2 separate regions of the Homo sapiens genome follow, and region 1 is linked to region 2. A link is an interaction called in ENCODE POLR2A ChIA-PET data of the cell type or tissue named here. Cell type or tissue: Panc1. All regions are shown on one strand. Links, peaks and the distances in the headings refer to the core of each region. The heading gives the core; the rest is flanking DNA.

The links. ChIA-PET counts read pairs that join two places held together with the same protein. Peaks named below come from ENCODE experiments on the same cell type or tissue, not always from the same donor. Only the 100,000 strongest peaks of a DNase experiment are listed, where the experiment ranks them.
Region 1: POLR2A ChIA-PET joins it to region 2 with 9 read pairs; 2 of 35 experiments call an interaction of 5 or more read pairs at or near these places.

What each region holds. Positions count from the first base shown.
Region 1 is chr6:156,396,847-156,401,240 of GRCh38, forward strand. No RefSeq gene overlaps it. Among named protein-coding and RNA genes, the nearest start is that of SNORD28B, 20 kb to the left of the region's middle. RefSeq lists enhancers at 1-189, 190-719. In Panc1, for the core only: no CTCF peak of the experiment used is centred there; no DNase peak of the experiment used is centred there; H3K27ac peaks cover 1,184 bases.
Region 2 is chr6:156,587,231-156,591,624 of GRCh38, forward strand. No RefSeq gene overlaps it. Among named protein-coding and RNA genes, the nearest start is that of ARID1B, 190 kb to the right of the region's middle. In Panc1, for the core only: no CTCF peak of the experiment used is centred there; no DNase peak of the experiment used is centred there.

The sequences.
Region 1 (4,394 bases), core at 260-4,259, 190 kb before region 2:
GAAAGAAAATGTAGAGGAGGAAAAAGGAACATTTTACAAAAGATTTCCTTCGTAACTACCTTCAGACCCCGGGGCTGCAGAAAGGAGTAGGCGGCTGCGGTGTCCTGGGCCCTGCGCGTCCACGCGTGGGAGGCGAGGCCAAGGCTGCCAGGAGGCGCTCCCGCACCCCAGGTGCGCTCCTCCAAGGAGGCCCACCCGCCTCCGCTGGCCCAGTTTTCGCTGTTTTCTCGGCGCACCACGGCGCCTGCAGTTAGTAGGCAATCCATCCCCCCGAGCTGCAGCGAGTTAAGCTGCAGGCCTTTTGTAACGGCCTCAGGTGTGAGCTGCCGCAAGCCCCCCCCACCCCCACCCCCGACCAGAGGATCACCGGCCCGGCCGAGAGGACTAGGAGCCAGGTGTGCGAGGCCGAGGGATCCACGCCGTTCCCGCCCAGCGCCCCCTGGGTTATTAGGCCTCGCTCCCCCACACAGCCCAGCTGGTAGCGAGGCCGGAATCAGGGCCCTCCGTCGGAGCTCCCACCTTTAAAAGAACGCGTCCAGAGGGCGGAGCCAGCTTAAAAGCGGGTCGAGACATTCACCTGTGGTTAGGCAAAGACACGAGAGAAATAGTTAATTCCTCAGGTGCCCCAAATCACAATAGAGCTCGGGAAGGAGGAACAACTTGACAGAGAAAAGAGGACAGGACATTGATCAGGGAAGATGTCTGCAGAGCTTGAGGTTGGGGGATTGGGTTCCAACCAGGGAAGGTAATTCTGCAAAATTGGAACACACAGGCCCTCTGTCTGTAGGCAAGTCTGACAAAGGGCACAATCCAGGAAATGGAATCGAGATGCGTCCCCTGCCTCTCAGCCTACTGACCCACTTTCCTCCGGCTACGTCTCCCCCAGATCCATGCCCCTCCTTAAATCTTCCTGCTAGCCCAGAGGGAGGAAGGATGAGGCCTGGGGATCACAATGTAGGTGGAACGAGAAACCTGGGTCTGTTTGACAGTTTCAGAAGCAAAGAAGCGTCTCTCTCTTTCCCAAAAAAAAAATCCTTTCTGAGCCCCCCTCACTCAGTCCCACCATACATACATACACAATGCACCTGAGGAGACCTCCAACTCCCTGTCAAGGAGGCTGAATTTCTACACGTAGTCGCTCATTTTGTTTAAAGCGCAGAAAACATCTGCACCTAATAAAAGATGTTAGTGTGCCATTCTAGAAAAGAGAAGCCTTTGATACATTCTTTGGTGTTAATGCTGCGGCATGAAGTATTTTCCCAGATTGCAGTCTGTTATCTGAATGGGGCAAAGATTCCCTAAGTGAAGGGAATATTGAAAGAAAGTTCTGGAGCATGCAATCCTGTCCAGTTGAAGTACTGCAGGAAAAGGAAGCACGCACACACATATGTACACAAATGCACACTCATACAGGCAAATCCTCCATGACTGTGCCTCAGAATCACCTTATTCAATTGACAGAAGCACAGTGTGACTACCATACTTTTGTTACATCCATGAAGTGTGTGTAAAGAAACACAAGTCACACGATCCTTGGCTGGCATGGCTGCCTCTGCCCTGCAAGTGCCCATGGCCACAGGGAGTTGCAATGGTACCAGCATGGGCTTTGCATTAAGTATATTTAGGTTTGAATCCTAATTCTCGCACCTTCTGACACAACCACCTGAATTCAAGTTCTGGTTCTTGCTCTCAGAAGCTGTGTGGTCTTGGGCAGGTGACCTGACTTCCCTGCCTCTCTGTTTCCTCATCTGCAGTGAGTGTAGTAACCTCAGACAATCCATGCAAAGCACTTAGCGTGGTGCCCGCCACGTGCTCAATAAAAATGAACTATCATCACTTCAATTATTAACCATTAGATTTTGGGTAATTTTCCTGCTCTCAGCCTCAGATTCCTCATCTGTAACATGGAGATGATCTTATCTACTTTGACAGGAATATTATGCAGGTTGAAGGAGATATTATGTAGGAGAGTTAGGGAGCACTCAACAGATGACAGCAGTGATGGTGATTAGGAGAAGGAGGATGAGGATGATTTTGACGTTAAATATGTTCAAGCCAAGCCAGAATATTCACAGGTACCAGCCCAAGCCCACCCGTTAACAGGAAAGGTAAGCACCCATTCACCCCTGCCTGCCCCTGGATGGTGACAATATTTGTCTCATCAGGTGGATTCTCTTTGGCCTAATTAGTTTTACGCAATTAGGTCTGAAACTACATATGATATAACCCAAATTCAGGGAATCTCAGCTATTTAATTGTTTCTTTCCTTTTTCCCTTTTCTCTAAGCTCTGATGTAAGGTAGTGTCTCAGGTAATTGACTCATCTGCCCGTATTTGTTCATTACAGCTGTTGCTAGGAAGTTATTATGTAAATGGCCCTGCTCCTCAATCTCCATTATGCTTTCTTCTTGTTATTGTGAGATGGAATTAAGTGCTAGCCCTGTATTGAGTTTTTATTAGAGTCTTTTTATACTTTCTTATTTTTCTCTCCTCCTTTATCAGTCCCTTTAGAAGTTAATCCTTTTAAGGACTTTAAAGAAGATGCAGAAATTCTTGAGCACCTTGGTGGGGAAGGGGGCTGGATTTCAAAGTGGGTTGAGCCTCTCCTTCTTCATTGTGTTGATATTTAGTACCTGGCTTCTTTAATTTTCAAAAAAAAATCAAATTTAAAACATCATCATGCTCCTATAAGCTTCACTACTTCTGATAATCAAATAGCAGGTTTCAACTTGACACATGGATAGGGTAGCAGTGTGCCACGTTCATTACCATCCCTTCTACTGGATTAGGTAACTGAGTCTAATAAAGATAAAAAGCTTCCAAGATAAAAGGAAAAAACAAACACTAGTACCAAAAGTAAACAATAAATTAAATAACTAGCACAAAACCAATTTGGAAATATAGGATTAGGATGTTGCTTTATTTTTTTGCCACATTGCAAAAGATATTTGTTACATGTTCCAAAGTGCAGAGTCAATATAATTTTCACCCCCTAAAGGTATACCGCACATGTATGAAGATTTCAAAACCAGCCCAGCAGGATTTCCAACAAATGGAAAGTGAAGTTGCACATTTCATTTCAGATACCTGTTTCTAAATCATTGATTTTTGTAGAAATGTCACACTGTACTGAAGAGAAGTCTCTCTTTCTCAATAAGCATACAGCCAACTTCCCAGAAAATGCCAACGTTTTTAGTTAAGACAGAAAGCTTCAGAAAAGCCCATGAAATTCAACTCACTCTCCCACCTTATGCACACAATATCCAGCGACTTCAGTTACACACCAGCCTTCATCCCTGCACTTCAGGGGGAGTTTTAAGCCTAAAACAAGGAGTGAATTGGCCCTACCCCTGCTGAAAATTTGTGGGAAGAACAGTGGGAATCAACTACTTACTCTTTAGTTTCAATACACAGAGGAGAAAGGGTTAGACTTATTGCTCAGGGTAATAAGGTCAAAGCTGTAAGGGGTAAAAAGACTGCAGGTTTACACATGTAGTTTTATTTTTCACGATGCTTTAACCTTCAAGCCAAATCTTCAAAGACTAGAACCAGCACTCTAAGAATAGAACACATGTTCAAATTCAGTGTCTCCACCAAAACTATGTACATTTAACTTAAAAGAAGAGATGATGGCTGGAAAACAAATAGAGGAAACAAGAATGAAAAATTCTAGATAAATGTTGAATCTGAGTAAAGTGTCTATAAGGGTTCATTATTACTATTTTCACTATTAATACTTTTGTGTGTGTTTGAGAATTTTCGCAGTGAAGTATTTCATGGAGTCCCTCTTACTCAAAGAAGATTGGGAATCACTAGACCAGAGGGTAGAACGGTGACTCAGCCATTTATCTCGTGGAGGAAGGCAAGAATAGTTCCACTGAATAGTGCTTACATTTCTCTGAGGCTCTTGGGCATCAGCATAAAGATGTTCAATGTTCTTTGGTTAAGAGGACCATCCTTCTCAAGAATCATGGTGGCGGATTATGACTTCTCCCCCCTGAAGGCTGAGCTCAATGTGCTTATTGGCCTAATGTCAGTTTTAGAAAAAACTGGGGAGAAGACCTTTGACTGTGGCTAACTATACACAACACAAAGCTTGATGTGGGGTGAATAAAACAGGCAGCAGGGGTAGAGACAGGCAGTAATTTCATAAATGCACTAAAGTGCTAGAGGTGCTATATTAGAAGGAATAGTGGGGTACAGACAAGACAGGGAATCAGAAAAAGTTTCCTAAAGGAGGTGAATCTCAGCAACTTCCTGCACAGCCTGCTGTACAGTCCACAATTCCCAGTCCATTGTAGGTGGTAAGTACTTATTGAATGTTATTGAACACTGTCACCACTCTTTCTTAAAAATTGTCCGTGGCTCAACTCTAAACACAAAATGAAATCCAAA
Region 2 (4,394 bases), core at 224-4,223:
CAGATATGAATTTGTTAGTGCTCAACTCTTGATAAGTCCCTAACTTCTTTTGTTTCAGTTTCCTCCACTACAGAAGATTTGTAACAGATCAGTGTTTCTCAAATGTTAATAAGCATCAAAACCACCTGAGAGGTTGTATTAAATGCACACTCCTGGGCTTCCACCCAGGTAACTGGATTTATTAGTTTAAGGATGGAGCCCAGAAATTGGTCTTTTATGCTGTCTCCTTAGGTGATAGATCTGAAACACACTCAACCAAATGATATTTTATATTTATCCCAGCTCTAACAGTTTATGATAAGCCATTTAAAAGTGAGGCTCGAGTTGGAAGTGGTATCACTAAAGCTATCAACACTTGAATGAGAACAAAACAAAGAAATGAAAGTTTCAGGAAAAGGTCTTTGAGGTCATAGCCAGAAATATTCTGGTTAATTTTTCATCACTACATTTAAACAACTAGACAACTTAAAATTACATTACTTTAAGTGTCATCATATCCAATCTTCACAGGTAAAAGATTTACTTTTAAACAGAAAATCTACATTTAACCATAGGGATGAAAAACAACACCTTTTCTGCAGTTGATTTCCTGGAAAATGTGCATTTTTTTACATTAGATATTTAACATAGAATAAATACCAGGACCAACTTTTAAAATATGTGGAAGCTGGGCATGTTGGCTCATGCCTGTAATCCCAACAACTCAGGAGGCTGAAGCGGAACGATCACTAGAGCCCAAGAGCTCAAGGCTTCAGTGAGCTATGATTGTGCCACTGCACTCTGGCCTGGGAACAGAATGAGATCTGCCCGTCTCAAAGAGAGAGAAGAGAGAAAGAAAGACAAGAAGAGAGAGAAAAGGAGGGAGGGAGGAAGGAAGGGAGGAAGGAAGGAAAAAAGAAAGGGAAAAGAAGGTTACAGTGTGGTTTAAGAGCACCAAGAATTGCATTGATCATCTTCAGTGCCCAGAGACTACCCAGACTTACTGAAACTTGAAATTCCACAATGGAAGTTCTATTCCTTTCTTTTTAATCCATGCCCATGACTCTAGCTGAGTTTTTAAAGTCCATGAGGAAGGTAATCTATTAAACCTGGGGTGGTAATAAGCGGCTCCTAAGCGCCCACTTCCCCAGGCCCCATCCATGTAGACATTGATAATTGATCACAGCACTCTTTCCTCTAAGCCAAGATGAGGCTTCAATTCAATGCTCAGGGCAGCCCCTTTCATTTGTCTGGAGTTGCCCTAAATTTTATGTCACTTACAATATTCGATAAACATTTATTGTTGTTGACTATGTGCCAAGCAGAACGCTCAGATGATCGCCTAAGAAGAGAATAAGGAAGTGTAGAAATATATACCAAAAGGCACCAATGACAAGCTCTGTCCTACTTTTTTGTCCTCTGGTGTTGCCAAGAGTCGGCCAGAGTAAAGAGGCAGCTTGTGCCCATTTTTGGTAGAAAAACAAATACATAAATTATACTATATCCACAGAGTGAAATAACACCCAGCAGTAAAAACTCACCACAGCTACTTGTTATAAGATGAATGAATCTTACGGCAGGGCGCGGTGGCTCACGCCTGTAATACCAGCACTTTGGGAGGCCGAGGCGGGCAGATCACGAGGTCAGGAGATCGAGACCATCCCGGCTAAAACGGTGAAACCCCGTCTCTACTAAAAATACAAAAAATTAGCCGGGCGTAGTGGCGGGCGCCTGTAGTCCCAGCTACTTGGGAGGCTGAGGCAGGAGAATGGCGTGAACCCGGGAGGCGGAGCTTGCAGTGAGCCGAGATCCCGCCACTGCACTCCAGCCTGGGCGACAGAGCGAGACTCCGTCTCAAAAAAAAAAAAAAAAAAAAAAAGATGAATGAATCTTAGAACGCGATGAAAGATTGAAATAAAAAACTGAAAAGAAAAAAGAGCTAGTCCCAGAAGACCCCATGAGGAACATACAGGGAAGGGTAATGAAAAACAGAAGTCACTTTCAATGTTCTATCAATTGGGTTGGGTGGTGAATCTTCAGATATCCATTATTTTACAATAAACAATAAAAGCTGTGCATGGATCAATAATGAGAATGTGCCATAAAGCCAGGATTGTGGCTAATCAAATCCCCCACCCCCCCACCCCCACCCACTGAGGTCCATTCTTGGGGAGAAAAGACATATTGTAGCAACTTTGTTAAGAAAGCCAGACTAAGGATCATAAAAGCTACTGCCTACATGCTCCTTGAACCAAACCTCAGGAATCCACCTCACCACAAGAATTCATAAGATAGACTTTTACAGACAAAGAGCATTGCAGAAAGGGCAAATGCATGAAGTTCAAGTTACTGGTATGAAAAAAATCCTAGAAGCCAAAAAGTCTTCGGCCAATATGATGAACTAATTCATGTTACTGATATTTTCTTTACTTTTGAAAGGAAGTTTGGAATACCCTAAGGAGCACTTTAGTTCTGAAATTGCTAGAGTAAATAAAAGAAATGTTATATAACTCATTTGTAAAAGAACAAGAGGACAATATTAACAGATTGACAGTATTCATAGGTTAATTAGGAAACCCGTTGATGCTGTTAAGAAACTTGGCATATTTTAATTTAGATTGACGTTCTTCAAGATATAGGTAGAAGTGATGTTCATTCAATAATAGATGTCACACAGTCTGTGAGAGACTGATTTCTAGAAAGAGCTTACAGTCAAGTAGTACATAAAATGTGTTCTGGATCATGACCATGTTTTCAAATCAAAACTATGTCTTTGAAAAGGTATTCAAGACATGAAATTGATGCACCCCTGAGATAAAAGAAAGGAGTTAAAAGAAAAGTCTTATTAGACTGATTTGAAACTGGTTTAAAAAGGCATCATCTAACCAGGTTTGTACTGTGGCTAACATTTTAAATATGGCCACTACAGCTGTTAAGGGGAGGGGTAGAAAAGTCCTCTTAATTATTTATTATGTTAGCTATTAGACTGAATCCTAAAGAGTCAGATGAAAGAATAGATTCTTGGCAAGAGCAATGCAAACATTTCTCTACTGTCATTCAAAGACCAAGTGATGCCTTTCAGAAATAGTTGGATGTTTTCTTAGAATTTTTATACCCATCGCCTCACTGAGTCCTCACAACCCTCTAAGATGAAAGCTCTTCTTTCCCACAATTTCAGATAAGGGTTAGAGAGATTAAGTAACTTCTTCTAAACCACACAGCTAGGGAGCTGTGTGAGCAGTACATCTAAGACGGGAGCAGGTCTACCCAACCCAAAGCCTGGGTCCGCCATTATCAGGCCAACATGGTGCAGGGGCGCCAGCAGCCTCCAGCAAGGGATTCCTGGATTGGATGCCCTACTGGGCTGGTGAGGAGGAGAAGCACTGGAGCACGTGCTCAATATATAGACTCTTACCGGATTACTTGTTATTGCTGTGGCCTCTGCCTTCAGCTGAGCCTGGTGTTCCCTCTGCTGGAGGGACTGGGTCGGGAAGGGTTCTCATTGCTTCCCAGGAAGACTTTAAACCAGTCCCCCTGTTTATGCTCCCACCTGAACCTCCATGAGGTTGCTAATGATACAAATTCCTGAGGCTTCCTAGAAGCTGTGACTCAATTCAGCCCATGGCTCGGTTTCCTCTTGACCAGCTTAGGCTGTAGGTTTTCCCTTCTGCAAAATCAGTGACCAATATCTATCTGACTTAGAGCCTCCCCATTGTTGTTACTTTTAGCGAGCATATCCTCCTACTGTCTTTGTCCTTGTAGGACTATGCCTTTTTAATTCCGTTTTTATCATTTTAATGCAATTTTCAGAGGAAGCAACAATAAACATATTTGTTCAATGCACCATACTTACCTGGCTCTTTGAAACAAAAATATTTCCATGGACAAGAAAAATTTGCACTGAAGCCTTTATGCAAGCGAAGGGTTACACACAAAGTCTACTTCCAGCATGCAAAACATTAGGGCCCACAAGCTCTAACTGTAAACAGGTGAGCTGTGTCCTTACTGCAGACATTTTTGCAAATATGACCACCTACAATTATATGGTCTGTTTTCAAGCTTGGAGAAAGAAATGAGAAAAGCCAGCCCCAGCCATTTTCAATTGTTCATGTCTCCAGTAACAAGACCATCATTTGCAGCATGAGTTGGACCATTTTTCACAAAGCTTAGTCACTATTATTTTAGGGCAACCCTATGAAATGGTGCAGCCTACTAAATTGTACTATTGCCAGAGCTCTGGACACTTTGTAACTTCTAAATTTTGGAGCCGTAAAATAGAGCGATAATATATCACTTGCAAGAGAATGGAAGTAATTTCTTGCCATAGTCCTTTAACACCAAAACCAGGTTAACCAATCCAGTTGTCTGGGTTATGTTTCTATAGCCCAACGGGAAAACTTAGCTGATTGCTGATA